4 separate regions of the Homo sapiens genome follow, and all the other regions are linked to region 3. The links are chromatin loops, found by intact Hi-C in ENCODE. Cell type or tissue: mammary epithelial cell. All regions are shown on one strand. Region 1 overlaps LINC02755 (long intergenic non-protein coding RNA 2755). Region 2 overlaps ARL14EP-DT (ARL14EP divergent transcript). Region 3 overlaps ARL14EP-DT (ARL14EP divergent transcript). Region 4 overlaps ARL14EP-DT (ARL14EP divergent transcript).

What was found. A loop is a pair of places that touch in the nucleus more often than their neighbours do. Peaks named below come from ENCODE experiments on the same cell type or tissue, not always from the same donor. Only the 100,000 strongest peaks of a DNase experiment are listed, where the experiment ranks them.
Region 1: it touches region 3 in a loop (5-fold over the local background); 19 of 110 quality-filtered maps call a loop at or near these places.
Region 2: it touches region 3 in a loop (5-fold over the local background); 7 of 110 quality-filtered maps call a loop at or near these places.
Region 4: a loop joins it to region 3, with 7 times the contacts of the local background. A loop is called at or near these places in 19 of 110 quality-filtered maps.

The regions. Positions count from the first base shown.
Region 1 is chr11:29,444,526-29,452,525 of GRCh38, reverse strand. All of the region lies in intron 2 of LINC02755 (long intergenic non-protein coding RNA 2755), which reads left to right. Among named protein-coding and RNA genes, the nearest start is that of LINC02755, 150 kb to the left of the region's middle. In mammary epithelial cell, a CTCF peak has its summit at 3,811 (motif pointing left); a DNase peak (open chromatin) is centred at 205.
Region 2 is chr11:30,311,179-30,319,178 of GRCh38, reverse strand. The region is part of intron 1 of ARL14EP-DT (ARL14EP divergent transcript); the gene reads left to right. Among named protein-coding and RNA genes, the nearest start is that of ARL14EP-DT, 7.8 kb to the left of the region's middle. In mammary epithelial cell, a CTCF peak has its summit at 4,355 (motif pointing right); no DNase peak of the experiment used is centred here.
Region 3 is chr11:30,192,363-30,200,362 of GRCh38, reverse strand. The region is part of intron 1 of ARL14EP-DT (ARL14EP divergent transcript); the gene reads left to right. Among named protein-coding and RNA genes, the nearest start is that of FSHB, 35 kb to the left of the region's middle. RefSeq lists an enhancer at 1,846-3,045. In mammary epithelial cell, a CTCF peak has its summit at 3,562 (motif pointing right); a DNase peak (open chromatin) is centred at 2,302; H3K27ac peaks cover 1,296 bases.
Region 4 is chr11:30,127,330-30,135,329 of GRCh38, reverse strand. The region is part of intron 1 of ARL14EP-DT (ARL14EP divergent transcript); the gene reads left to right. Among named protein-coding and RNA genes, the nearest start is that of FSHB, 100 kb to the left of the region's middle. In mammary epithelial cell, CTCF peaks have their summits at 3,579 and 6,821 (motif pointing left); no DNase peak of the experiment used is centred here.

The DNA.
Region 1 (8,000 bases), 750 kb after region 3:
GACCCCTCCTCCTTCATGAGCAGAGACACAGGGGCAGAAAGTGACTCTTTCTTTACATCCCCCAGGCTTTCCTCTTAACTCCCCTAGATACTCTGTGTTTCAGTTCTGAGCCAATTAAGTAAAGAGATCTTGGCAGTGTCTGTCTGATTCCAGACTAGGAAATGAGGCAGGAAGAGGAGACAAGTCACACTGAATCATTTTGCCTGAGAAAATACAGCTGATCACACAGAGTTTGCTCACTGAACTGAGATTTTGCTACCACAAAGATCTTTGTAAGTCTATTAGTCAGCTTAAACTGCTACAATAGAACACCACAGACTAGGTGACTTTAACAACATAAATTAATTTTCTCTCAGGTCCGAAGGTTTCTGGGTCTTCATACAGCCTTTTTTTTCTGCACACAAAAAGAGGAGGAGAGAGAGAGAGAAGGAAAGAGAGAGTGAGCACTGTTATCTCTTCTGCTTATAAGGACATTAGTCCTATTGGAATAGAGCCCCATGCTTACGACCTCATTTAACTGTAGTTACCTCTTTAGGGATTTAACATATGAATTTTGGAAGAACACATTCAGTTCATGACAGTAATTAACAAGCAAAGCCTTGAGGCCACTCAAAATCTATTCTGGTTACATGTCATTCTTCTGCTTATCTTTGTGTGATGACATGTGACCACTGATCAAGATGTTATAGAATCAGAAAAATATGACCTAAAGAAAATTTTGATACCTCTTCAAAAATTTATGGCAATTTATGACATTTCCCAGGAAAGGAACCTTATAAAATACCTATTGATGATATATTCTTTATGGAATAATTTTTCATCGGCTGATCCTATAGTCTTTCTTCACCAAGAGCCAAAAACTAGGAGCAATGCCATCACATCTATGAGATGCTTTCAACTCTTCTGTGTGGGGTCAATGCCAACATGGCTATGATATGCTTTAAATTCTGATTTCTGACTGGTACTTTTTAATACTGAGGTCTTTATTAAATCAGTGCCATCTTTCTCTTCCCTTCACTTGCCTCTCACCTTCCCTCCCTCCTTCTCTCTCAACACCTTCTCTATACGGCCATCATATTTTTCTTTTACTCAATTAAAATGAATGCATTCTAAATTAATTATTATCTTTTTCATTTTAATTACATAATTACTTTTACTTTTAGATTTACTACTTTGTTTACAGATACAATCTGCATGCTTGTGGTTAATTTAGGAATGAGTATTTAGTAGGAAGCCAGCAGGGGCTCCTATGGGAGAACAGCCAGCCTTTTCATTGTGATAATAGGCTCCAGAAAACAGCAAACAACTATATCATTGGAAAGATCTTTATTCTTAAAACATAACCAAAAATTCAACAAGTCCTGATAACTATCTGACTTTATTTCTCAAGATTTTTATTATTATTCAAATAAGAAAGAAAATTAGACGTTTTGAGATCCTACTATGTGCCAGGTGCTAAAAATACAATAGGACAAGACATCGTCCCTCGCAAAAAAGGATTATCACAATCTACTGGGGGAGATGAGCATAAAGGTATTGGCTGTCAGGTATTAGATGGGGTAAAATCATGGTAGGAGTATCGGAGATCTGAGTATAGATATTGAAGGGATAGAAGGAAACTTTCAGAAAGATACAATACCTTTTTCTAAAAATACTCATGTAAGCAAAGAATACAGCATACATTCAATAAATATTTGTTTGATTAATTATAGTAGGTTCAGATATTTCAGTAGAATAAAAGATTTTAAAAATCGTATGTAGTGCTAAAACACTAAAAGTTTAATGTTTTAGTGTATTCCTTAATTTTTTCCCAAATAACTCAGTGGGTATGTTTATATACTTTTTAAAATTATGTAAGTGAGCCCATTACATATATATATATATGTAATATATTTGTAAATACTGATTTTATTGAACATTTTGTCAGAGCTTTTTACTGTTTCATTAAGTAATCTTCAAAAACATTCTTGATATTTGTTAAATGTACCATTATATCCAATAGTTTCTGAATAACACAACAGTGATTTCATGGTATTATTTATGGGTGGTGTATTGCCTATTCTCACACTATTATAAAGATATACCTGAGACTGGGTAATTAATAAAGAAAAGAGGTTTACTTGGCTCATGGTTCTACTGCTGGCCGTACAGGCTTCTGCTTCTTCACATAGCCAGCAAGAGGAAGAGAGAGTGAAGGAGAAAGTGCTACACACTTTCAATCAACTGAATTTCATGAGAGCTCACTCGCTATCACAAGAAAAGCAAGGGGGATATCCGCCACCATGATCAAATCACCTCCCACCAGGTCCTTCCCCCAACTTTGGGGATTATAATTGAACATAAAATTTGGGTGGGGACATAGAGGAAAACGTATCAGCTACCATATTCCCATCTAGAGAGGTGAAGTGACTTCCCCAAGCTGATGCAGCAAATGATGAAGGCAGGATTGCCTGATGCCTTTGTCCTTAAGGACATATGTGTCTGTGTGTCCCAAAGGACATGCCAGTTACTTTCCACTACATCTTTTAAGTCTTTATTTTGAAAATAAGTTTCAAAAGTGTGCTGGAAGTCTTTCTGTCAACCTATGATGAATTTTGCCCTGCTGCCTGACTTTCAATATTTTGAAATATTTAAATATTTCAAGTATTTTGCTTGGAATTTGCTGGCATTTCCCTTTGAAAGCAAGCAAGCTTGGGGTATGAGAATACAGGATTCATTTGCCTTATTTTGAATCTTGGCTTTTCCACTTACTACTTGTGCCATCTTGGACAAGTTATTATACTTTTCTATATCTCCAATTCCTCAGATTTAAAATAAGAACAATAGTTCCTAATTCATATGGCTGTTATGAGAATCAAATGAATTTATTTATATTATTTTTCTATTACTGTGTAACAAATTACCAAATATTTAAAAAATTTAGAATCTTCAAACCACACCCAGTTATTTTCTCAACATTTCTGTGGGTCAGAGGCATGGCATGGCATAATTCAGTTCTATCATTTGGGTATTATCCCAAGGCTGAGATCAAACCACATTCCAGGCTGAGCGCTTTGCTAGAGGCTCCAGGGAAAAATCTGCTTCCGAGTTCATTCTTGCTAGCAGAATTCAGCTTCTTGTGGTTATAATACTGAGATTCCTGTTTCCTTTTTGGCTTGCTGCTGGGGGTCACTCTCACCTCCTAGAGGCCACCTATATTCCTTGATGCACTGCCTGCTCCATCTTTAAACCAATGATGATATGTCAAGTAATTTGTATGCCTCAAATCTTTGACTTCCTTCAGTTACTGGCCAGATAAAAAATTCCTCTTTTAAAGGGTTCAGGTGATTTCATCAGGTCCACCCAGAAAATCTCCTTACCATACACTCAGTGCCATACTGTAAAATATAACCTACTCACAAGTATAAAATCCATCAAATTCATTTCACAATTCATGCCCTTATGCAGGATATGTATGCTAGCAGGTGCAAAATCTTGGAGAATATATTAGAATTCTGCCTACTGTATTGTGTTTGTGAAGCACTTAGAAAATTTACCACTCACTTAAGTACTTAATGGCTGTTGGATATTGTTATTTTATACCTTAGGAACTAATATATAGCATTCTTCAAAAAGTAGAATCATTAATATTTAGAATTGATAGTATATGGTAAAATTAAAACCTGCACACATATTTTAATTTTCTAAGGAAAAAGTTTGAATGAAGACTAAAACAATTAAGCTTCAGCAAAGCATAAGTAAGATATTGTCTGAAAGGCTACTTTATATAACAGAATCTAGAGCTGTTTGGGTTCTCTCAACCATGTGCATCTTCTGCCGTCTTCTGGTCCTTTGGAGCATGGCAGGCGAATTATTTTCTTTAACAAGGGAGAAAACTAAAAACAGGCCATTTTTCTGTATGGATATCACAGACTCTTTGTTGATCTTAATTTTTGAGTATTCAGTTCAAAATTTTCAGCATTAATTGCCACATGCATTTTAGTTAATGTTTTCAAGTAAGTAGCAAGAGGATATTCATTACGCACATGTTATTGTCTTGAATGTCCTTCAGCCACAGGCCCCTTAATTACAGGTCTGATTTGCAGCTGCTGCTATGGGGCCTATTTTAAGGCACATAGGTTGTGTAAGCAAACCAGACTAAAATGAGTCCATCAAAATAGTGGGACCATCAGTCTACCAGAGTGTCATGAGTCTCCAAAAAGGTTACAGAAAGTTAAATACTTTTTTGAGACTTTCAGAAACTTCCTGTGATGAAATAAGTTCTCACTGTTTCCATTTACAACTGTTCCTGAAGTGATATTTTCTCAATGATTTTGTTGGAATTAGGTAGATTTGGACAGCTGTTTCCATAACTTTTTCAGTGTCACCACCTTCATGACAGTTCTACTCAATATATTTATCTGTATTGTTGTCATTTGTGTATGTTTCATTGCCCGTTTTCTCATTTTCAAATTGAAATTCCTTAGGCCTGGCTCAACAACTACATTTCCCTCATAGCTCCAGGACAATCAGTCTATGAGGAAGTACCTGGTTAATATTTCTTAAAACTGTTAATGTGATGCTTTAAAAGGGAAAAAAATAAAAAAAGGGTTTGTTGTGGATTCTTCTATAATTACAGAATGATAAAGTAAGGAGAGAAAGTTAGAGTCTTAACTTCTTATCAGAAATAAGAAAACCAAGTATCAAAAATTAGGATGCTATGCCTCAGATCACATAGCATCCAGGATATTTCTCCCTATTAACTAATTTCCCTGGATTATAGTGAACAGTTTTATTTTATTTTATTTTATTTTTATTTTTTCATTTGCTTTGTTTGTGAGTACTTCACAAACAAAGTTTATACTCTGGGGCTGTATCTTTACAGGTTCCCATTCATTGTATGGTCCTGTTCATATATTGGAGCATTTGCTCCAGAGAATTAAAAAAAAAATTCAAGGCAGATAATGCCAGCTTGCTTATGAACTAGTTTGATAACTAGTGTATTAGTCCGTTTTCACGCTGCTGATAAAGACATACCCAAGACTAGACAATTTATAAAAGAAAGAGGCTGAATTGGACTTACAGTTCCACTTGGCTGGGGAAGCCTCACAATCATGGTAGAGAGCAAGCCCCATCTTATATGGATGGCAGCAGGCAAAGAGAGAATGAGGAAGACACAAAAGTGGAAACCCCTGATAAAACCATCAGATCACATTATTCACTACCACGAGAACAATATGGTGGAAACCACCCCCATGATTCAATTATCTCCCACTGGGTCCCTCCCACAACACGTGGGAATTATGGGAGTACAATTCAAGATGAGAATTGGGTGGTGACACATAGCCGAACCATATCATTCCACCCCTGGCCCCTGCCAAATCTCATGTCCTCACATTTCAAAACCAATTATGTCTTCCCAACAGTCCCCCAAAGTCTACACTAATTTCAACATTAACTCAAAAGTCCACAGTCCAAAGTCTCATTTGAGACAAGGCAAGTTCCTTCTGCCTATGGGCCTGTAAAATCAAAAGCAAAGTAGGTATTTCCTAGATACAATGGGGGAACAGACATTGGGCAAATACAACCATTCCAAATTGAAGAAATTGGCCAAAACAAAGGGGCTACAGGGCCCATGCAAGTCCAAAATCCAACAGGGAAGTCAAATCTTAAAGCTCCAAAACGATCTCTTTTGACATTGTCTCATATTCAGGTCACACTGAAGCAAGTGTTGGGTTCCCATGGTCTTGGGCAGCTCCGCCTTTGTGGCTTTGCAGGGTAAGCCTCCCTCCTGTCTGCTTTCATGGGCTGGTGTTCAGTGTCTGCAGCTTTTCCAGGCATAGAGTGCAGGCTGTCAGTAGATCTACCATTCTGGGGTCTGGAGGACAGTGGCCCTCTTCTCATAGCTCCGCTGGTCAGTGCCTCAGTAGGGACTCTGTATGCAAGCTCCAACTCCACATTTCCCTTCTGCTCTGCCCTAACAGAGGTTCTCCATGAGAACCCCACCCCTGCAGCAAACTTCTGAAATCTAGGTGGATGTTCCTAAATCTCAATTCTCGACTATGGGTCTGTGCACCCACCGGCTCAATACCATGTGGAGGCTGCCAAGGCTTGGGGCTTGCACCATCTGAAGCCATGGCCCAAGCTTTACACTGGCCCCTTTCAGCCATGGCTGGAGTGACTGGGACGCAGCGGACCAAGTGCCTATGCTGCACACAGCTCAGGGAACCTGGGCCTGGCCCCGCAAAATCACTTTTTCCTCCTAGGCTTGTGATGGTAGGGGCTGCCGTGAAGGCCTCTGACATGCCCCGGAGAAGTCTTCCCCATTGTCTTGGGGATTAACATTTGTCTCCTCATTACCTATGCAAATTTCTGAAGCCCACTTGAATTTCTCCTCAGAAAATGGGATTTTCTTTTTTATCACGTTGTCAGGCTGCAAATTTTTCAAACTTTTATGCTCTGTTTCCTCTTTAAAACTGAATGCTTTCAACAGCACCTGAGTCACCCCTGGAATGCTTTGCTGCTTAGAAATTTCTTCTGTCAGATACCCTAAATCATTCCTCTCAAGTTCAAAGTTCCACAAGTCTTTAGGGCAGGAGCAAAATGCTGCCAGTCTCTTTGCTAAAACATAACAAGGGTCACCTTTGCTCCAGTTCCCAACAAGTTCCTCTTCTCCACCTAAGACCTGGACATTATTGTCTGTGTCGCTATCAGCATTTTGGGCAAACCCATTCAACAAGTCTCTAGGAAGTTCCAAACTTTCCCACATCTCCCTGTCTTCTTCTGAGCCCTCCAAACTGCTCCACCCTCTGACTGTTATTCAGTTCCAAAGTCACCTTCACATTTTCAGGTGTCTTTTCACCAACGCCCCACTCTACTGGTACCAATTTACTATATTAGTCCATTTTCACGCTGCTGATAAAGACATACCCAAGACTAGACAATTTACAAAATAAAGAGGTTTAATTGGACTTACAGTTTCAGTTGGCTGGGGAAGCCTAAAAATCATGGTGGAGAGCAAGCCCCATCTTACATGGATGGCAGCAGGCAAAGAGAGAATAAGGAAGACACAAAAGTGGAAACCCCTGATAAAACCATCAGCTCTCATGAGACTTATTCACTACCACGAGAACAGTTTGGTGGAAACCGCCCCCAGGATTCAATTATCTCCCACCAGGTCCCTCCCACAACATGTGGGAATTATGGGAGTACAATTCAAGATGAGAATTGGGTGGTGACACATAGCTGAACCATATCAACTAGTATCACAACTGAAAAATTAACTTCCTATAGCAGGAACCCAGTAGATTTTAAAACTCTAAGAAAATAGGTGTGTGTTCGGGGAGGAGGATCCACTTGAGCAGGAATACCCAACACAATCCCTTTCATGGGACCTGAGTCTCCCCTCAGCAACTGCTATTTTGTAATGAGAATATTTTCTTTGATTTATTTTGTGCAACAGGAGGCCCCTTAAGCAAATACCACATTGTAACAAATCTTACTTTCTTAAGTTCACAGATTGTCTCCAACAGTGATATGCATATTCAGTGAAAAGGCCAGTGTAAATTCCTTAGAGTATAAGCAGGTTGTAGTTAAATTCCAATTCTGTTTTAAATACAAAAACACTCACATAGACCAACGGAACAGAATAGAGAACCCAGAAATAAACCTGCCTACCTACGATCATCAGATCTTTGACAAAATCAACAAAAATAAGCAATGGGGAAAGAACTCCCTATTCAATAAATGGTGCTAGGATAACTGGCTAGCCATATGCAGAAGAATGAACCTGAACTCCTACCTCTCACCATATGCAAACATTATCTTAAGATGGCTTAAAGATTTAAATGCAGGACTTCAAACTATAAAATAGTCCTAGAATAAAATCTAGGAAATACCCTTCTTGACGTTAACTCTGGCAAATAATTTATAGCTAAGTCCCCAAAAGCAAATTGCAACAAAAGCAAAAACTGACAAGTGGGACTAAAACTAAAGAGCTTCTACATGGCAAAAGAAATTAC
Region 2 (8,000 bases), 120 kb before region 3:
CATATATATAATATAAAATATATGATATGTATATATCATTTTATATATATTTATATACTGAATATGTTATATATAATATATAAATATATAGATATATAAAATATATGCATATGATAAAATATAATATTTATATTTTATATACATATATAAAATATATATTATAAATATATAATATGTATAAGATATATAATATATACACACATATATACATTCATATAAATCATAAGTATGTATACTTATACATATTTAGGAAAGGGTTGTATATATACATATACACATATATGTATGTATCTATGAAATCATTGTTTTCAGACATTAGCCAACAGGCAGTGCAGTATCGTGATCCCTGAGAGAAGGGAAACGAATGAATTAAGTTCCATAATGACCCCAGCTTACTATCTGGAGGCAGTGTCCAGAGCCTAGAACAGGGAGGGGAACCCAAACAAAAACCGGTGATTTCACTAAATGGAGGCGACAGAGATGGAGGTGACAGAGATGGGAAGTTGGAGAGGCTGATGGGCAGAGTATCTGAGAGGAGGACATGGCACACAGGAGAGTCTTGGACATCTGCAAGAGTGTTCCTTTGTATTGCGTACTTCCCTTTGGCTCTGAGTACTTATCTGTGCAATGGAAGGATGAAACTCCACGAGGCTAGGGAAAAGACACCAAAAAGCAGTGGGCCAAACAGTTTCTAGTACTTACACAGGGCTGGGAATAGTTTGTCTTCCCATAAGCAGGAGCAGATTGACAGACCTTGTAAGAAGCACTTATTTGTTTCTACCAATCAAAGTAACAGTAGGAGCTGGGCCAGGTTGGTCTTTCTCTCTCTCTTTCTGTCTCCACGTGGGCTCTTTGCTTAGGCTAGTTTGGTCTTCCTCACAGCATGACAGCCAGAAGGTAGTTGGATTTATTACATGGTGTCTCAGAGCTCCCAGGGTTTGTGCTCCAGGAAGCAAGGTGAAAGCCTCTTTGCCTTTCATGACTTAGCCCCTGGAAACACATAGCGTCACTTCCACTGAATTCTCTTGGTTATGTGGGAGTCATTGAGCTTGCCCCAGATTCACAGGAAAGAAACATAATCTTTACCTCTTGATGGGAGGAGTGTCAAAAAACATATTTTTTTAAAATGCTACAATACTTATCCTAATGCATACAATAGCATGGTCTGGTGTCAAATCTAATAACTACCATAATTGCAAAGTAGTAATGAATATGAATATATCCTGAGATATCTGTAACAACTATAATGTGACACAAAAAATTATGTGATTTCTGTTGGTGACAAAGTTATAGACACTGTAAACAAAGTTATTAGTACTGCAGCAGTACTAATAGGCACTGCTAATACTATTATTTGTTGCCTGCCTTTTGTAAATAAATGAAATGCTAAATTTCAATTAGAGGTTAGGAAAAATAAAGAGAAAGCTTGCTAGGGACATAGAACAGCATTTAGGACCTAGATGAAGTTAGAGACCATGAATATGCAGAGACATAAATTAATGATGTGAAAATTTCAATTTTTCTCCTAGTGTATAGTTGCCCTTGTGTGGGACCAGTGAAGGCAGACAACAGAATTAATTTAAGCAAGAGCAGTTGACGGTTAGATGTGTAAGAAGGACAAGAGACAAGAGAGTTTAGGGTTTTTTCATGGAAGTCATTAGATGGTGAGAATCATGAGATAAGACATAAGGTCAGTTTAATTTACTATAGTATTCCAGGAGCCTAGCACTATTAGTTGAGTAAGTGGAATTGTTGAAGTGATAAATCTCTTCAAATAAACAAATGAACGAAAGAGGGAAAGCTGGTTGAGAATGAAAAGAAATGGAGCTTTCAAAATCAAAATTGAAGGCAAGGAGGTGAAATCTGTGATCAAACTGAAACAATGAACAGTTGTGGTCAGAGAGTGGAACTGAAGTTTAGGATATCAGCTAGTGAGGTAGTTTCCTGTGAGAAATTCACAGCTTCTCATTAAACGCACTTGGGAAAGTGCAAAGGAGCCAAGAATTAGGAAAAAAGAGAAACATTTGCATGCAAGAATCCCAAGTTTGGGATGAGATGGCATGTACTCTGAAAGGGAATGAGGGGAATGAATTCTTAGTAATTGTTTTCATTTCCTTTGTGTAAGCTTTCATACTGAATTTTGACATACCACAAAGAAGTACACAAGTTCTAAGTCTATAGCTTGATACATTTTTATATTTGTATAACCACTACCCAGGTCAAGAAATTATGAGCTCCCCAGAAGTCTCTTGTATGCTGTCTCCTAGTTGTGAGCACCTTTTACCAAAGGTAACCACCATTCTAACTTCTTTGACCATAGATTGGTTTTGGTTATTTCTGGACTTTGAGCTTTGGAATTGTACCACATATATTCTTTTGTGTCTGGCTTCTTGTGGTCAGTATTATGTCCTTGAAATTCATTGATGCTGTATGACATCGTAAGCAATTAAATATTTGTCATTGCTGAGTGGTATTTCTATTACGTGAAACCGACAACATTTTCTTTTATCTCTTTCACTGTTGATGGACATTGGGTTCATTCAATTTGGGGCTTCTACAAATAATGCTGCAACAAACATTTGAACATTCTGTCTTTTGGTCCACATACATTTACACTTTCATTTGGATATGTAGTAGGGAGTGGAATTGCTGGATTATAGGCAATGTGTATGTTCAGTTTGAGTACATACTGCTGAAGAGTTTTTCAAAGTGGTTGCATCAATTTACATTCCTTCTAGCACCAATTTACACTCATAAACATACTCACCACCACTTGGAGTTCTCAGTTGTTATTGTTGGCTTTCATTTTAGTTATTCTGGAGGGTGCGTAACTAATTGCTTTCTAAAGCTTCAGTATCCTCCTTGGGGCATGAAACAAAACTCTAAGTGGGCTCTGGAATCAGACTGCCTGGTTCAAATCCTGGCTTAGCCACTAGTAGGATAATGTGTAGAAATTACATTAATTCTCTAAGCTTCAAATTCTTATCTGTAAAATAGAGAAAGTAGCATCTGCCTTATAGGGTTTTTGTGGGGAATAAATGAATATGTGTTTGTGTATGTGTGTGTGTTTGTGTATAACTTTTTATATATATAGTTTAGCATAGTGCCTGGCACATAGTGAGTTCTCAATAAGTGGTAGCTATAATTATTCTTGCTACTATTTATGGACCTCCAGTTATGTCTGAAAACACTGGAATGATAAGCTCACATGTATTATCTCATTCATGACATGGTATATTTCAATCTGGAAAGATGGGTATTAAATTTAAAAGAAGTGGAGTCATTATTTGAACTAGTATCCCCTAACCTCACACCCACCTTGGCCTTGCTTTCCTTATAACAATATTTAAGAGTCAGTTGATTTAAAGAAATGTGATATAGGGGATTTAACTAATGACTGGGCAGAAGGACAGATTGAAACTGTGTTTTTCAGCAGTTCTTCTGATTTGTCTCATTTAAAGTAAAGATTTCAGACTGTTGTGGGGGTGGCGTAGGGGAAGGAAATACAGATTTGTTCACAGCTGCTATTCAAAATACTAGCCATATAACTAGGAAAGAATTTGGCTCAAATAAAAACCCCAGGGCTCTTTATTGCCATCACAATCATTATTGTGTCAATTAGGATTCATCTGGGTGTCCACAGTGTGTTTGGCACAACGTCAAGGAAGGAAGCTGATGGTTACAGGAACCATTTTGGTTACATCTTCGAATGACCAAAATGGTGTGAATTAAATGCAGAAATTAATTATTAAAAATTAATAATTCAACAGCACTGGGAACAAAAAAACTAGAACTGGAAAAGGATTTAACAATTCTGTTGCATAGCTTCCTCATTTAGAGGTTGATGAGACTTAGTTCCGTAAATGGTAATGTTATACAACTAACATATAAATGACAATCTGTAAAGCTTGTACAACCAGTAAGTAATAGGGATAGTCAAGACTCACACCCAGGTTGTCTTTCTAAAAATGCAGTGTTTTTCCTACTCAATCAGGCTGCATCTCAATCTGTAAGAATCATATTCTTAGAAAACTAGAAAACATAATATCTATTTATAATATTAATATCAATTACTTCTTTTGAATTGCTCTTTTGGAAAATTGGTCAAGCCACTAGATTCTACTTGTTCTATCTATTTTGTATTAGTCATTATCTGTGATAAGAAGAGAAGGTAATGATGGCTTTGGTGGGGATGCTCTAGCTTTGGTGGAGCTTATTTAGATGAACATTATGAGCATTCTAAATATTTTTGGAAAAAATTACAAAACATTATAGATATTTTTGAGATTCCTTGAAAAAATTTCATATGGGCCTTTGGACAGATCTTTGAAGAGCAATACTGCCTAAAAGCCAGCAGAGGGAGAACAGAACATTGTTTTGCTAATTTTCACTAAGTTTCTCCTCATGCTCTTTTACATTTTATTTTTCCACATATTTAATACATTTCTTGACCATGAGATAATATTATCCTGTCCTGCACTTTTGGAAAGGGCAGAGGATGCTGCTATCATTGAATTAGAGTTTTGTTTAACTCACTGGTCAATAGGCTATCAAATGAGCTGGGTTAGACAGTTCTTAAGCATAGTCGGAGTTTATTTATGTGGCTTTCACATGTTTTTCTCTATAATAATTGTGTCAATTAGGTGATTTTAAATATTATATATAATCAAGTCAATTAATATAGATTCTCTCACCTCCAATAATTACTGCTAAGAGAAAGTTACGATGTAATAACAAGGTTTGGGATTATCTCATTAATGACTTGATGTTGCTATGTAAGAGGGCAAATGTACATTGACTCAAAAGAAAGTTGAAAATGATGACTTTTTATAATGAGAGTTTTAGAAATAAAATTCAAGTGCCAGTTAGTTGAAGTAATCACCTACTCATTCTTCCAAAAATCTTCAATACATTTCCACATTCACTATTGCTTTGTTTTCTGTATCTTCAAATTTTGAGGTACAAAACTGAATATACTACATACTTGTCCTCTAAGAATTCGTAAGAGACAGACACAGAAACAGATGATCAAAAATGTTAACAGTAGTGTTAGACATATTCATGAGGCAGTAAGTGGGCATAGAACACAGGCACCCAAACCAATAAAGGGAATCTGGAGTGGTTCCTGGAGGAGGGTCATCTGAGCTGAGATTCCTTATTTATGCTTAATTTATATTAATTCATTTATGCAAATGACATTTTTTCAAGGAATCTCAAAAATATCTATAATGTTTTTGTAATTTTTTCCAAAAATTTTCTGGGTTATTCCCTCCCCCATCCACATGGTTATGGTGAGAGCAGCTATTCTGTACATCATCACACTGCATCCCTGGGCCCCAAATGTTTGGGCCATGAGTGAGTACATGAAACATGCTGAGGCAATCAATGTCCCTCCCTAGGATTTTTCCACATGGGACTCACTGAAGCTTGAGAACTGTCAATTGCTATGTTTTCTGCCATTTGATAGAGGAAAACCAATAATAACCACAATGTGAGTCACATTGACATGCACAGGGAGAAGCAGAGACAAACTGAAGAGAATGCGTCTTCCAGAGAATGCATTCTGTTGTTACCTACAATAGATATACAATCACGTCCTTGCTCTCTGTTTCAGGAAGCATCCCAGTATCCTTACAGTAAATTTCTCTTTTTGCCTCCAGTTGGTTTGAACTGGCTTGCTTTCTTCTGCAGCCATGAGAATCCCAGCTGGTATGAAGAGTTACCAAGGCAGAGGAAGGGTGAAGGACATTTCATGGACTGCATGAGCAAAGCCACAGAGACATAAAAAAGCATGGCATGTATAGAGAAATATAAATAGTTTAGTTTTTTTGAAACAAAATGAGAGAGAAAGAGTGCTAAGAGCTTTGGTGAGAGATATGTCATTTTAAAGAGTTTAACTCTACCCTGAAGGCAGTGAAGAGCCTTACACTGGTTTAGACAGTGAGTGACTTGGTCAGATATGTGGTTTAGATAGATCACACTGGCAGGAGTTTCTTCAATAGTTCTCTCTTATCTCTGGGCTTATCCTATGTTCCCTTACCCAGGAACCTGGGGGAAGAAGATGGGACATAGAAAATGTATTATTTCACTAGCCAGAGCAAAGCCCAGAGTTATGACTTTTTATTATTTGCATTTTAATTGCTATTTAACAGTCTGTCTTCTCTTGCATTCTGAAAGTCCCACTGGAGCACAGGCCATGTCTAGTTTGTTTACCATTGAATTCCCAATGCCTATCTTAGTACCCAGAACACATGGTGATTCAATAAAAAGTTGTTAAGTGAATAAATGAGTGAATGAGTAAATAGTGATAAGGTGGAGGAGATAAATTCAAGATATATTTTGCAATAGTCAGGACTTGATGAGTTTTATAACATATCCTCCTTTACTGAGCACTTATGTGCTCTGCAGGGGACGGAGTGCTTTGCATGCATTATCTTATTTAAATTTCACAACAATCACCTGTGTAATATGTACCACAGCTCTTCCTGTTTTTCATATGGGGGAAAAAGAAGATTAAAGAGACCAAATGCTAGTTTGAACCATATGAAATTGCCACCTAATAACTTGCCCAATATAGTTAATGAGTCAGTAAGTACTCTACAAACTGAATGTGTGTTTCCTCACCAAATTTATATGTTGAAACCTAATCCCCAATGTGATGGTATTAGGAAATGGTACCTTTGGGAGGTAATTAGGTCACAGATATAGAGTCCTGATGAACGGAACTAATGCCCTTATAAGGGGCTGAAGAGGTCAGAGTTCTTCCTTCCACCATGTGAGAATACACACCAAATCTGCCAGCTCCTTGATCTTAAACTTTATAGTCTCAAGAACTGTGAGATATAAATATCTTTTGTTTATAAGCCACCAGTTTATGGTACTTTATTATAGCAGCCTAAATGGACTAAGACAAAGTGGTACTGAAACAGTTGAATATCCAGATGCAAAAAAGTAAACAATGATTTTTATGTCATACCACATACAAAAATTAATACAAAATAGATCACATATCCAAATATATCTAAACTATAAAAAAAGGTCTAGAAGCAAGTATGTGAGATATTCATTGTAGTTTTGGGTTAGACAAAATTTTTCTTAGATACAACCAAAAAAACAGGAACCATAAAATAAAAAAATGATAAATTGGATTTCATGAAAATGAAAAACTCTCACTCTTCAAAAGACACCAATGGAAATGAAAAGAAAAGCAACACAGTCTGATAAAATACTTGTAGACGTATGTCTGATAAAGAACTTGTTTCTAAAATATATCAAGAACTCTTATAATTCAATAATGGTAAGACATGACACAATTTAAAACAAACTTGGCTAAAGATGTGAAGACATACTTTGTTGAAGAAAATATATCAGTGGCAATGGTATGTGAAAAGATGTTCAATATCATTAATCATTTATAAAATGCAAATTAAAGCCACAATGAGATAGCACTACACATCTATTATATGGCTAAAATTTTTAAAAATAGTTGATAAAATCAAGCACTTAAGAGGAGGTATGGAGCAAATGACATTCTCATACATTTCAGGTGGAAATGCAAAAGGGTACAGCCACTTTGGAAATGCCATTTGACAATCCTTACAAGTTAAACAGATCACTTAGAAATCTCACTCTCAGGCATTTATCAGGGACAAGTTTAAGCACCTACCTAATCAATAATTTGGATCTGAATGCTCATAGCAGCTTTATTCGTAATGATTGAAAAAAAGAAAGAACCAAAGTGTCCATTGAATGATGAATGGATAAAAAAATAATGGTATGTCCATACAATGGAATAACACTCAGCAATGAAAAAAGCTAATCTACTGATAAGCATAACATGTATGAATCTCAGAAGCATTATGCTACAAAAAGAAGCCAGATGGAGTATGTAGTCTTTTACATGATTCCATTTATATGAAATTTTAGAAAAGGCCCAAGTATAGAGATAGAAAGGAGATCAGTCGTTGCCAGGAGCCAAAGAGGATTGACAGCAGTGGTGA
Region 3 (8,000 bases):
CGTAACATCATTGAGTAGCTGAACTACCATGCCACTAACTCCAAGCTTCTCGTTATTGAAAATCATAAGTCCATAGTTATTGAGGTCACTAGTTTTTTGTGTTTATTTGTTTTTTTGACACTTGCAGCTAAAAGCATTTCTACCTAAAATCAGTTTTCTACTGATGCTGTAACAAAATATCATAAACTTAGTGTCTTAAACAACTCAAACTTACTACCTTACAGTTCCAGAAGTGCAAAATGGTGTCAGTGGGCTAAATTCAATGTGTTGGCAGGGCGATGTTACTTTCTGGAGGTTCTAGAAGAATGTTTTCATGCTTTTTCCTGCTTTCAGAGGTCACCCACATTCCTTGACTTGTGGCCCCCTTCCTCCATCTTCAAAGCCAGCAACATCGATCTCTCTGTGCCTCTCTTCTGTGGCCACATCTTCCTTTGATTGCTTCTATTTGGCCTTGTTCATCTACTTTTAAGAATTACTGCATGATTTATAGTCCTTTGGGTATATACCCAGTAATGGGATGGCTGGGTCAAATGGTATTTCTAGTTCTAGATCCCTGAGGAATCGCCACACTAACTTCCACAATGGTTGAACTAGTTTACAGTCCCACCAACAGTGTAAAAGTGTTCCTATTTCTCCACATCCTCTCCAACACCTGTTGTTTCCTGACTTTTTAATGATTGCCATTCATGCTGCTATAAAGACACATGCACACGTATGTTTATTGAGGCATTATTCACAATAGCAAAGACTTGGAACCAACCCAAATGTCCAACAATGATAGACTGGATTAAGAAAATATGGCACATATACACCATGGAATACTATGCAGCCATAAAAAATGATGAGTTCATGTCCTTTGTAGGGACATGGATGAAGCTGGAAATCATCATACTTAGTAAACTATCACAAGAACAAAAAACCAAACACCGCATATTCTTACTCATAGGTGGGAATTGAACAATGAGATCACATGGACACAGGAAGGGGAATATCACACTCTGGGGACTGTTGTGGGGTGGGGGGAGGGGGGAGGGATAGCACTGGGAGATATACCTAATGCTAGATGACGAGTTAATGGGTGCAGCACACCAGCATGGCACATGTATACATATGTAACTAACCTGCACAATGTGCACATGTACCCTAAAACTTAAAGTATAATAATAATAATAAAAAAGAATTACTGCAATTACATTTGACCCACCTAGATAATTCAGGATAATCTCCTCTATTTCAAGGCCATCTGATTAACAATGTTAATTCCGATGGCAACCTTAACTCCCCTTTGCTGTGTAACCTAACATAATCACAGGTTCCAAAGATCAAGATGTGGACATCTTAGAGGTGGAGGAGAGGGCATTTTTCTACCTAGCACAGTGCCCAATGTTTTACTCTATTATAAAACAACAACAGTAGGAGCAACAGCAATGGAACTGCTTCCTTGTATAGTATTGCAGAGTTGTGGAAGGAGAGATGATCTGGTGTCCTGAGGCTTGAGTCTTGTTCTTGGCTCTGCCATTAAATTGGGCCATCTACTTTCTAGCCCTGGATTTCATTTTCTTCATCTCTTAAAGAAAAAAATTCTCTTGACCATTAATTTTCAAATTTTTAAAGTAGCAAATCCACTTCAAATAAAATAGAAAACCATGAAGACTCTATAGCTAATGTGATAGTGTGATTTATGCAAGAAGGACTCAATTCCTCATTCTTTTCCGTATCCATACCCTTTGCCATTGTTCTGGGTTGAGTAATGTCCTGCCAGAATTTATGTCTATATGGAGCCTCCAAATGTAACTTTATTTGGAAATAGGGCCTTTGTGGTTGCAGCTAGTTAAGATGAAGTCATCCTGGATTAGGGTGGTCTCTAATCCAGTGACTGATGTCCTTATACCATGAGAAAACAGAGATGCAGACACATAGGGAGAACATCATATGATGATGGAGGCAGGCATTGGAGTGATGTGTCTACAAGTCAAAAAACACCAGGGATTACAGGAAACCACTGTAAATTTGGAGAGAAGTAGATTCTTCTCACAGACCCCAGAAGGAACCAACCCTACTGACACATTGATTTTGGACTTCTAGCCTCCAGAACTGGGACAGAAGAAGTCTCTATTGTTTTAAGTCACCCAGTTTGTAGTAATTGTTTTGGCAACCCCAGGAGACTAACACAGCCATAGACTTTGCAGTGCCCTCCCACTGACTCTGGGCTCAGCCATGTGACTTTCTTCAGTTAGTGGATGTTGCAGAAGGTTGAAAAAAGTATTTGCGTGACTGGACTTGCCTTTGCTTTTGTGCCTCTTCTCTTGCTTAGAAACATGCCCAGGCTAGCCTGCCGGAGGATAAGAGAACTAGGAGCAGATCTAAGTTGCCTGGTCATCTTCCTTTGGGGCATCCTAGATAAGCTAGCAACTGAGCCTCCCTCAAACATGTGAGTGAGCCCAGATAGATCACTAAAACTACCCAGCCAAAATCCAGTTGACTTCAGACCTGTGATCAACAAATGCTTTTTGGTTTTTGTGCCATTAGGGCTTTGTGATCATTTGATACTCAGCATCATTGTGACAGTAAATCATTGATACGGAGAATGATGACAGGAGTGAGGTGACCAGGACAACTAAGGCCTCTCTACGGAACTCAGATTGCAAACCCTGCACTAACTGGGTTTTGAGCTCTCATCAGTTTTGACCTTTTTTCACTACCTAGGATACTGTAGTTTGCCTAATATACTTTCTAAAAGGTCAAATTTTTAGGAGTTCACTTTTTGGAGCCAGACCAATTAGACTAGAATCATGATACCACCATTTATTACTGACTATAAACTATGCACAAGTGGTTCAGCCTCATTAAGCCTCAATGTACTCATCCCTCAAATGGGGGAAAATTATACTGAAGTCACAGATCTACTGTGGGAAGTAAAGAGAATGATGCATCAGTAGTTAGCCTGGTTCTTCTCTACCCTCACCCCATGCCAAAGACTGAAGATCACATAGTTCTTTTGCAGAGTAATACATTGACAGTGGCTTTTGTTCCCCTTCTGTTCTTGAAACATCATACACATACTGCAAATATCCATTTACTGAATTTACTGACTGTGAAAGTTAAATGTTTTGTTCCATATACAAATATATTCTAGATACACATATATAATATATATGGACACACATATATGTGTATATTAACTTGTGTATACACACATATATTTAACAATGTTTACAATACTTCTTAATATATAATATTTCCCTGGTTTTAAGAAGGGAAATATTAAGAAGAAATAGAGCCTCTGAGGTATACAGTGATTTGCTCAGAACCACCCATCTTTAAACTCCAAATCCAGCTCTGTTTAGACAAAGTCCAGGAGCTTTCTGCTATATGGTCTGCCTCTTGATTTTTAAATTAAAGGTAATCTTGAGGTGCTAGCAGGTGGCCATTTTTGAAATAAAGCTGAAGATATTTTACTTTGCCTTTCTTGGCCTGGAGAATTTCACCCCCTTAAAGTCGCAGCAGTCGGGACTCTTGGAAGGCCACGTTGAGGAATGAGTGAGCTTTGGGAAGGTGGCCACGAGGTGGCAGTGGTGCACACCCACAGCAGAGGTAATCCTTGTTGTGAGCCAGGGTCTGTGAACGAGATGCTGGATAACCTTGTATACCACCTTGCTGGCTATCAGCATTGAATCACGCTGAAAGAGCAAGGCTCTGGTGTTTTGATGCAGAACATTAATAACATAAGTGGATGAGAAACCTGAGAACTGAAAATGCCACTTTAGCCTCAAGCCCCAAGTGTGAGACCAGCTCACTGATTCCAAGGCTGCCATTGCCTGTAAGCAACCAAGATTAACTGTTCTGGGCCATCTGAGGATCACTTTCTAGCTCTGGCTATTGAATTGTTCTAATTTTAAAATAAAAATGAGCTGTGCAGAAAAACAAGGGCATCCACAGTTTGAAAGTGCATTCCTTCTCCCTTTGAGCAAGTTTCTCTCTGTTTTCCCTTCCTTCCTTTCCTTGACCACATGTAGACCTGCCATTCCTTGCCCCATGCTACTATTAGTACAGCTAAAACTGGGGTGTGCACACTCTGTGCAAAAATATGCATGCACAGGGTCTTTTGAATGCCTTCCCGCCCTCCTCTTCTTACCTCTCAGGTGCAGCTTTCCTATAGTAACCGCTGAAGGGAAGCACAATGTAGTGGCTGAGCCATTTCAACCACAACCTGACTGCTTAATGCTTCTTATTTAAGGCTGTCCCTCCTGAGTACAGGGCCTTAGCAACAACATAATTGGCCAACATTTGGGATAGTTTGGTTTGGTGAGTTTGAGTTAATGTATCCCAGTGTTTCAGACTGTAATACGAATGCTAGAACAGTTGTTTCTTTGGGGAAGTTTTGTGTGTTATAACAAAAGGAGTCCGTTATCAAATCCGTTTGGGGAATTCCATAAGTGGTGCTTTGTGTTGTACCTTCTGGACTTCTCAAAACTATTAATTTGCTCTTGTACAATGGCAATCTTTAACCCATTTATGCCTGAGTTTGCAATTTTTTGAATTTTTACAATCAGACCTTGGCGATGACCTTGAGCAGTAGGAAATAAATAACTCCCACATGCTTAGCATTCCAATAATGGAACACTAGGCATAAATGGGATCAAGAAGCAGACATAATAGCAGTGACCACAGAACTACTACCTCACCCCTGCCTTTATGATTTTTCCTTAGGAATCTTAGTGGTATCCCCCAGAACCCTAGGGTTTCTCTAAGAGTCGTGTAAGAAATGTAGGCCTAACTTATTGCTTGTTGTATCATTTTCTATTGCTGCATAATAAACCACCCCTCACAAAGTGGCATAAAAGAACAACCATTATATGACACTCAAGATGCTGTGGGTCAGGAATTTGAAAAGGGCACAGCAGGGTCAAGTTGTCTCTGTCCCATGATGTCTGGATGCTGAGCTGGAAAGACTCTGACTCTCTGGGTGACTTGCTGGCTGGCATCATCTGGAGCCTCTTTCCCTCATATGTCTGGAGGAGCTGGGAGCTCAGCTGGGGCTGTTGGTGGGACACTTACACATGGCAGCACCTTGTGACTGTTGGGCTTCTACACAGCATGGTGGCTGGAATCCAAGAGTGAGTATCTTGAGAGACCCAGACAGAAGTTGTATCACCTTTTATGATCTTGCCTTGGAAGTCACATAGTATACTCCATCTGTAGTCACAAGCTTACCCAGATTCAAGGGGAAGGAACATAAGTCACGCCTCTCAATGGGAAAATTGTCAATGTCACCTTGTAAGAAGCACATGTGGCATGGGAGATGTTGTGGCAATTTTTGGGAAATGCAGTCTGGTACACTTACCCACACTTTATCTTTAGAAAGCTGTGGATGAGCAACTGGAGGGATAGGTGGGATTCATATCTCTGTAATATCAAGCATTCCCTATATATAGTTATGTCTTGAAGGATGTATTATTATGGAACATTAGAACCAGAAGAAAGGTTATATAGTCCTACTGTCCATAAAGTATAACTTTAATTTCTGAAAGGAGGCTGCACAGCCAGGCCCTGAGGATATCAAAACATACAAAGTTTTTAAACTTGTTTTTAAGGAGCTCACTGTCTATCAGGGGAGGCTGATTTGTAAAGAAAGTAAATACAAATACAGAGCTAGCACTTTGGAGTGAGCCAAAGAAAGTTTCAAAAAGATGGTGAAGTATGAACTGGAATTTGAAGAATGAAATGATCTCTTGAGTTTTCTGAGTTTTTTTAAGACAAGATAGAGCAGGGAAAGGCATATCACTCTATAGAGACTTATGTGAGAAGGCAGGGGTTGGGGAGTGAATCTGCACCTGTGTTTTAGGAAATCCAAGTGATTTATAAATCAAGTGCAGGTGGTGAGTAAAAAGAATGCAAACTGAAGAAGGCTTGTTCATCATCAGACTAAGGAATTTGAATTTTACCCTATAGCCCACAGAAAACCAGGTAAGGATTTTGAACAGAGAAATGACAAGGTTACGGTTTGGTTTTAGAAAGTGCCTCTGCCACAGCATGAAGGAGAGATTATCGATTGGAATGGCCAGAGCAAGAGATGTGATTAAGAAGCTATTGTCATGATTGAATGGAGAAATGATGAACCCTTGAACTAGGAAGTTGGCAGTAGGAATGGAGTGGAGGGAAAGTGGACTTGGATAATATTTAAGACAATGTATAAATTAATGTGTGTAAAGCACTTGAAATGAGGCCTGGTATGTAGAAGCACTCAGAAAGTATAAGTTACTGCTGTTATTATTATTCAGTGTTTTTGTAGCACCTGGATTTTCTTAGGACTGGTGGTGGGGATGAGGAGAAGACAGTGTCTAAGATGATACCATGTTTCTGATTTGGTCATGAGGAGCAGTCAGTAGCTTTCCCAACATAGATAATAAAGGAGGAGCTAGTTTGAGGAGCCATATAATGAGTTTAGTTTCAGACATGCGGATTTTGATGTCTCTGTAATCCCACAGAGACAAATGTTAGTAGTTTGTTGGAAATACAGGTCTGGAGAACAAGGGAAATGTTTGGGCTTGACCTAAGGATTTGGTTATCATTAGTGATTGCCAGTACAATTGAAACAAAGCACATTTCATTAATCAAATATTTTAGGACATTTGTCTTATCCTGCTCATTTTTTTTCCACAATTACTCATGTGGTGCAAAGACACTGTAGTTTCTCAATATTCCTTTAAAAACAAACTTTCAATATACCTCTTAAAATATGATAATATTATTTAGAAGGGACCCTGGCATAATTTTAACCTTAACACCCTTGAATATGAAATACTACTATAAGCTCTATTTTAATAGAATTCCATTGCTCTTTGCAAATGGAAAAAACAGCAACCTAGGTTTCTGTTTTTTGTTTTTATGCATTATTATGACTACAGGTTCTGATGACTTTGGTTACATTGCTTTGGGTTTAAGGCAGTTTTATTAAACTATAATTTATGCTTTGTTAATATAAATTGTGCTTTGCTAAAGAAATTTTATCCAGCTAATCAATGAAACATTGCTGGGAGTAATGCTAGGTATGGACAGATTAGGTGAAAGCAAGCTAAGAGTTTCCAAAATCCTATTTTATCCAAAATGTCTGCAAAGCCTGCCATTGGGCTGAGTAGAAAAAAAAAAAAAAATCTTTGTTTTCGGATAAGGTCCTTAGGCAGAATTGGCAAATACGTGACATATATACTGTGACACACTCCAACTCCTCTTTCATATCTAGACAGGAACTATAGATCCTAGAGGTGGCTTCCAAATCTGTCTTAAAGCATGCCCCTGGTAGCCACCAACTGATTAGTAGGTACTTGTAATAACACCAATATTTCTTTCCATCAAAGCTAATGTCTTCATAAGGTTCCTATAAAAATATTTGAAATATTTGAAAGAATATTTAACTTTAATATTTGTCCCTGCCAACATGTTAGTGAGAATTATTTTCACAGTTGTTAGATATCACTGACACAGACAATTAGAAAATGATTCAGAGCAGCACTTGTCCTATCCTTGAACCTGTTCTCCCTAGTATCTTTGCCAAATTCTTGGAGGAGACAAAATAAAATTAAGCTAATAGTTTCTCAGGAGATGAACCTGAGATGAACACTTAATCATAAGATCTTCCCACATTTTATAAGCTAGAATAAAAAACAGCAAGATAAAAGCTAACAAGATAAGAGTGAGTAGAAAAAAATGTAAAGTTCTGCCAAAACTTTCAACAAACCAATGATACAAGCCCAAGATGGAAGTGGGGAGGGAGGTTTAACAGATATTTCTAAGGAAAAGTGCAGCTAATGGCTTGATTTCACAAACTGATGTCTTTAAAAACACTGTGTTAATAGGAGCTAGTATTGCCCAAAGCCTGTTCTAAATGAAGTGTCCATAGCAAAAAGTTTTGGAAAATGCTTAGTTCAATAAAATTCAACAGGTTTCTTTATTGCAGGACTTCTCAGAACCCAAAATATACTAACATACATTGCAACTCT
Region 4 (8,000 bases), 65 kb after region 3:
GCATGTGGATGAAGCACCGAAAAGACTGCTCTCTCCCATGCATGATCTCTAGGACAATTGAGATTGGGTGTGTATATTATGGAGATCATTAAAATCTGTGCCACTGAATTTGTATTTGAAGTAATAGGTTATAAAGAGTCATATGATGGAAGCATTCTATAAGAAAGTTGAATCTGGCAGAGTGGGGCAGGATGAATTGGAAGGGGCAGAAGTTGTCATCATTTGTTCAGGAACTGAGATGAATACAGTGGGGATAAGAATGTAGAGCAGGAGAGTGATATAAGTGGCATTTTGAAGCAACAAACTAAGGGCATCTGGTAGAGTGAATACTGGAGATGAAGAATTGGCATGAGTCAAAATTTATGCCAAGAATTTGGTATTGATTATTTATGTTGAATTGGGACTTTACATTAGTATAATCAGGAGTCTACAAATTCTGCTCTTTTCCATACTAATCTCCTGCTTCTCAGGCAGGTTAGAAACAAGGGTACATGACAAAGGAGGCAAGAGAAAACACAGTAACACTATTATTAGCAGAGGCTTCTGCTTGAAGCTCCAGTGCAAAACTAGGAAGCTAAGGTGAACCATGTGGAAAAAATTTTAAGACATCAGAAGCAGCCTATATATAGCTTAGATCTGAAGCAAGTCAAACAGCTATCTATGTTTATGAGGTTCAGCCTGGATAGCAGATCTTCCACGGATGGTGTCAAAAAACCAATTTAAGGTGTACCCAGTGCAAGGGGAAAGTGCTGGTGGCTCCAGGCATGAATGAAGAGAGAATATTCACAGAGGATAGAATGAAGGGTTGCACGGAGCAGCCCAGAACACTAATCTTTTTGGTCTAGTAGAAAAGAGGGAAGAGAAATTCCAGCCACAAAATCAGTTCAATTCGAAACTCCACTCCTAGAAAATGTAGCCAACTCAGTACCTTGAACTTAACCAATCCTTCTACTCTTGGCAGGCCAAGTTTCTCCTTTTCCTGGCTGCTCATTTTTAGGGGTGAGTGAGGGAGAGGGATCCTATGGGAACCTCCCTTTCTCATAGAGGGCCATCACTTTATGCCTCGTTAATAGGCAGGATAGTGGCGCCATTGGTTTAGAAAGGGAACAGAGGAGAGGGGCTCTACCTGGGGTGAGAAGCTGGTGTATTAGACAATGATCACACATTTTCTTATGTTCCCTCATTTGTTCTTCACAATAACTATGTAAAAAAACCGTTAGCATCCTGGAAGATTTGCTAGTTTAGGGGTCTCAAGATGATATAGCACACTCAAATTGAATGATTTATAAGTGAGTGAACAGAATTTAAAAGGACATGAGAGCTATTAACTGCCTCTTGGCCTGAAGGGTCAACAGGAAAAAACGGTTAATGTAACCCAAAGAAAAGTTTGGCTACTACGGACTGAATGGTTTGTGTCTCCCCAAGTTCATATATGGAAGCTCTGATCCCCAGTGTGATGGCAATTGGAGGTCGGGTCTTTGGAAGGTAATTAGTTTATGAGGGTGGGGCCTTCATATATGGGATTAATGTGATCATAATAAGAGAAAAGAGAAAGAAGATCTATCTCTCTACCATGTGAGGATACAACAGGGAGGGGCATCCATCTGCAAACCAAGAAGAGGGCCCTTAGCAGGAACCAAATTGGCAAGCACCTTGACCATGAGCTTTTCAGTCTTCAACTGCAAGGAATACATTTCTGTTGTTTAAGTCACCGAGTGTGTAGTTCTCTTTGTTATAGGAGCCTGAACTGACTATGGCTCTATGGAGAGAACAGCCTGAAGACAGCTATGACGTTAGGCCAAAGTCAAGCCTTGTGACTTAGCAGGTGGGGCACTGGGAATGTAAATACACCAATCTCACCCTTCATTCACCCTCTAGTCTTTTGCTGATGTCTACATTGGCTAAACACAACAGGAAGCCACAGGATAAAAAAGCCTGTCCATAAAATTCACATAATTCAATGTATCTGAGCACAGACTGAGCTGCAAAAAGGTGGAGAAAGCGTCTGGGAAGGGGAGTAACCGAAAGATTCCAACACAGGCCAGATTGTGAACTCAATGGAGAGTGAGCTAATAGTTGGATTTAAGGGAGGAAATGACTCTTTGCTTGCAAGAAATGCAGGGCTAGTGGTAGAGATTTGGGATACAAGTTAGAGAATGTTTAATGTGAAAAAAAGAATTTATATCAGGTACAGTGCAAGCATTTTCTTATGTTCCCTCGTTTGTTCTTCCCAGTAACTATGTAAACAAACAAACAAACAAACAATTGGCATTCTGAGAGATTTGCTAGACCAGGGTCTCAAACTGGCAGTTCAGAGACTGAGTTTCTATGTTTTATTTGGCCTATGTGATGCCTTAAAAATCAGATTTCCCATAACAAATCCAGGTTTCTGGTTTCTCTGGAAAAATCAGACGGTGTGGCAGTAGCAAGTTTGCATTCTTGCAAGCTAGTCTGGATGGTAACTTTCATGTTTAGACTGGATATGAACATTGATACAATACCCATCACTCCCTGTTGTAGAATTGCATCATACCTTCCAGATTAATTCTGTTACATTACCTGCCAAGTATTTTAATTTTCAACCCCGATCTACTCCCTCTTATTTTTCAGGTTAATAAATTAAGTAATAGAGAAACTGGATGACTTGTTCAAAATTTCACAGCTAGTTAATGCCAAAACTTGCATTAGAATTTAGGTCTTAGGCCTCTGCATCAAGTAATCTGTTAAACCTAAGAGTGGATAACTATAACTTTCACAGTAATCAAGGCAGTGTGGTGCTGGCATAAAAACAAACACATACATCATCAGAACAAAATAGAGTCTGGAAATAAAACCACATATATAGAGTCAACTGATTTTCAATAATTGTGCCAAGTTAATTCAGTGAGTAAAATCTTCTCCACAAATGGTGCTTGAGCAACTGGGCTAAAATAAACATTTACCCCTATGTCTCATTATATATGTAAATTAATTCAAGATGGATCAAGATGGAGCCTCATTCAAGATGGAGCCTAAATGTAAAAGCTAAAACTATAAAACTTCTGGAAGAAAACATGGGAGCATATCTTTGTGACCTCAGACAAAGCAAAGACCTGCAGGAGAGGACACAAAAGACACTAACTGTAAAATAAAACAAGTATTTAAAAGAATGGATGCACTTTTTTTATAAGATAATGTGGAGAAGGTCCAGAGTGCTTAGTACTGAGTACTGGGGTTGTAAGAAATCAGAGGCATTTAAGAAGAAGGAGCAAGAGAGGAATAAAAGGTGTTGGCAGAAATATTGTAAGTGGTTAGGATATTCTGAATCTTTCCCAAGGTTCTAATATCAACCTATTTAATTTGGGTCTATAAAGTTTATTTAGAAGTTTCCTAAAAGCCTCTTCTCTTACTAGGCTTTGGTAAACTAATGATTCAAATTGCTGAAGCGGTTTCCTTCTGAAAATTTGAGCCCTCTCCCAGGTTTTGTTTAATTCTCTGTCTATGGCATGCTCTGAAGCCTACTGTTTTTGTTTCCTAGTCTGAGTCAGATCCAGGTTTCAGGCCTTGACCATCAGACTCTGTTAAGGCAATAGCTCCACACAGTGTTGGTTTAAAACAGCCCTATGTTTATGATGTAGTGGACTCTGGGCTCAAAAACACCCATAGTCCTTTCTGCTGACTGGATCAGTTTGTGAGGTGCAAAAAAAAAAACAAAACAAAACAGATGAGTACATAGTTAAATGAGGTTATTTTTCATTTTCCCTCGCCACTTGAAAACTATGTCTCTTCAGCTGCAGAAGGAGATGTTTGGTTTCCTAATGGTGAAAGTTTCCTCTCTTTCTCCCTAAAATATTCATTTTATCAAATTATTGTATTTTTGGTTCCTTTGCAGCAGTCATTTATTGTTCTATGTTATATACAAAGTTAAGAGGAGAGTTCCTTTTGGATTGTGCTTCTTTGCTTCTGAAAACGTATAGTAATGAAACTTCTTTATTTTTTCTTCTCCTGTTATTTCCAGAATATACTGGTATTTTTCAATAGAACAAATCTACCATTTCCACTTATCAGTCATCTTCTGTTTTCTTAAAATAGTCGCTTGTTCTGATTCTACGTTTACTCGCTCTCTTCTGTTCTTTAGATGTTATCATTTCTGTGTTTATTATACCCTGGAGATATTTTCTGTGTCTTTTATGCCCTGGAGATTAATAGACATTTGAATTTGGGTATCAAGATGATGACCACCATGTAATCTCCTTTTCAAATTCATTTCCTTTATGAATTGCTTTTTTTTAAAGATGGAAACCTAACTTCATCCCTTGAAGAAACTGGAACAGCCAAATGGGAGTTTAGCTTCTAGGATACAAAGCATGCAGAAACACAGAACACAAAATATCATGCTTGGCAGCTCTCCACACAGCCTCATGCACAGCTCACATGGTATCTTCACAATATGGCTCTAAGCTATGTTCATGTGAAATATGGCTTCTAATGAAGAACTTCAAAGGTGTAAAACCAGCTGTATGCTGTCAACCTAGTCACATTGTATGACAGTTTGAAGAAAAATGAACTGTATAAGCAAGAACTATGGACCCAACACAGTGGTATTTCAGTATCAGAACTTTCTGTGGAGTAGGCTCTTGTGTGTGTTGAGGCTCCTGCCTTCTATTTTAGCCCTCTTGTAGTGATGCTACTACTATAGTCATTTGAGGTCCCAGAATGGTTTAGGATGCCATGGAAAAGGCAGAGGACAGCTAGGAAGATTTTGTGTACTGAATTTGCAAACAAAAAGAAATCAGTTAACAAATACAGCTGTAACCTGTCCTTAGAACTTCTCCAAGCCTTATCCTCCCTCATCAGAATCTGGCCTGTTTTTGCAAGACACATTTTTGCTGTTCCCTAGTTTTAATAAGGTAATACAATTGTCTCCTTTTTAAAAATTAATTTTTAAATATCAAAGCACAAGGAGCAAATCACAGACTATTTGGAAAACATGATTAATAAGCAAAAAATCTTGTCAATGAGTTTTCAGCAAGTGCCAGATTAAATAATTCTGGGCATTTTAGGCACATTTTGTCATTTTCTCATGACAGCTACTGTGAGGTTTGGTATTATAGCTGTTTTACAGATGGGGCTGGGAAAATTAAATTTGATGGGACAGGGAAAATGTGAATACAATCTGCCAGTGGTCAAATGCAGAGCTGGCACTGGAAGCAAGTCTCTTGGACCCTGAAGCACACGTTCTTACTGCTCTGGTTGGGCCTCCTTATGGCTTGTTGGTCCAAGATTAAGGGAACATATCCTGACCTGAGCTTAGTTCTATGTTGAGGACTAAGGACAGCTACATAGATGGAGCTTACTTTCTAGGAGTTACAGCAAGTACACATCTTACTTTTCCTGAGCAGGGATAATAACATGATCAAGGTAAAGTTCTGTAAGATGATTTTGCCCCCATTGTGCAGGATGGACTCAGAGAAGGGTGACTAGTGGCAGGGACCCTGGCTGGGAGGTCATTGTTGTGATCCAAGTGTGACTCTCCCAGGATCCCAGCTAAGAATCTTATCACCTTATATGGTTTTCAGTTTTTGTTTAGAGGTCACTGCAGTTTTCACAAGATATTTTTGGGCTGAGACATACCATTTTGGATTTGCTTTGGTTCCAATGTCTTTTCTTCCTAATATGTTTTTTTTTTTTGGCCTCAGGGTGACGGCAGGTGAAATACAGTCCCTTAGCCACTCTTTTCTTTTAATCCCCTGATCCCAGTCATCCTTTAAGCTTGTTCAGTTCACTAGTTAGGACACAAGGGATTCCTTTTTAGCATAGGCTGAGGCCCCAAGTCTTCAGCCTGATAAGCCCTGTACAGTTGAGGGTGGAGGTGTTTGGGAAGAGGTAAAGGAGGTTATTTCTGTTCTGGCTAAGTATTTATCCTGCCTTGGGAACTGTAAAACAGCTCAGTTCCTTTCACTGAGGGTTTGGGCCTCCAGGAACCTCTCTGCCATCCCCAAGCACTCCTTCTGGCATTGCTGTACAGTATCAACCCAGATGCCTCTGGGATTTGGAGCTGCAGCAGGCTGGCAGTATCACCTCCTTGTTTCTCTCCTTCCCAGGCTGTAATTTAGGCGCCCCATTTACCTGCAGAGAACAGTGGTTTGCATGTCAGCTGTCAGCCTGAAGCTATACTTTTTCTATCTGATTCTTTTGGTGCTCATTATTTACTATTCTTTTTAGCCAAGTATTATGTGAAACACGAAAATATTGCAGAGAACCAGCCAAGTCTTAACAAAATATCTAGGAGTTGCAGATTCCATATAGCTGTTTCTTAGCCTTGCATTGGTTAGAGCCCACCAGCCCAAGTGTCTGCATCTCAGAGGAAACTTCAGTGTGACAAGATTGATAAATTCTGAAGGTCAAATCAGACTGTGCAATCCCCTTTGCTCTTTATGGCCTTCCTTTTCTACCACCATAACTGCGAATGTTTTTTTAAGGTGCAATTACATATACTAAGGTTAAGAAAAGGGAACTTTGAAGAGGAAAACAGTATCCCTTTGAAGAACAATTTAGGAAAGCAAAATGCAGCCATTATTTTTTCCTGCAGTTGGTGTTTATGAGCTGAGGAAAATTACAAGTCTTTCTTCTTTGCAAGTAGCTTTTTCCTTTGCCTTCATGGATGAATTGCCTTCCCACATCACTGCCCTCAGGCATCATTATAGGGCCAGTGTAGAGACAAATAATAATGCCCAATAATTTATCAAATCTTGGATACTGAAAAATTTCCATATTTAACAATTCCTTGCCTACTACATTAAGAAATAAGACAGTGGGGTTAGCTCCCTCTAGAGGTGATCACTTGCAAATGTTGTTGAACGACAGGATGAGCTGGTAATTGGAAGCTTCCCAAATCGGAGCATCTGAAGGCAGAGTTCTCATCCCTTGCTCCTTTGGGGGATCCCATGGTGATGTCTGGTGGACATAAATTCAGAAAATGAGTCAGCAGTGAGAAGGATATATAAGCTAAGAGAAATGTAAGATGATGTGCACAGTCAGCCCATTGCAATGCTTAAGGATAAAAAGAATACCACTCATTTCCCATTAGATTCTAGGGTCAGATTTCCCCTCCTGTGTCAATGCCTCCAGATGCATAGTTTACCCCAGGGATAGGAATTAAGTGGAAACTTTTGGGGAGCATTTAGTTTCCTTGAATCTTCAGGATGATGGGCTTTTGTCCTTGGATTTAGAGCTTGATTACAATATATGTTTATTCTACCATATGGTCTAGATGTGGAAAAGCAGACACAGAAGAGATGAACACATTAATACCTAAGGCTGTCCAGGTTGACAAAGGCAGCTGTATTCCTTTTATTCCTAAAAAGAGAGGTTCAAATCTCCAACACACCCAATTTAATCTGCCCAAGCAATCTTAATGACCTCCCTAATTTCCATGATTGCTCTGGGTCTGTTCTCCTCTAAGTAGACATTTTTGAGAAGACCAGTTAAGTGAGAACATTAAGGGGGGAAGAATTTTTGAAAAGAAAACCTTGAAGATCTGGCCCCAGGACTGGCAAGTGAGCTAAGTAACGAAGTGATGTAGCCTATTAGGCACTTTCACTGTTTCTTGTTTTCAAGAACTACTCATGCATGCCTATTCACAAGAGTAGGCACTTGGGTCTTGGTGTCACTGTCATGTAATCCTTATGGAAGTTTCCCTTGTTACTTGCTTGAGAATATGATTTGATTTCTTATTAGTGATGGAACTTCACTGGGGTTGGGTTATAAACAGAAAGTCCCCTTGACCAGGTAGCCCATTTGGTCTGCACCTGGCCTCCAAGAGTCCCAACCCAAAGTCAGATTATAGTTACCTCCCTAATGACTGACCCTGTAGTTGGCCTCCAATAGGGACAGCAAATAGTTTTCATCATATTTTTTGGCTTTGATTGGAAGTAGCTGCCTGGGATAGTATTGAAAGTAAAATTATGAAGCTGTGTCTAGGCTCAGAGAGAGTTAATTCCATAGTTTATATGAAATGA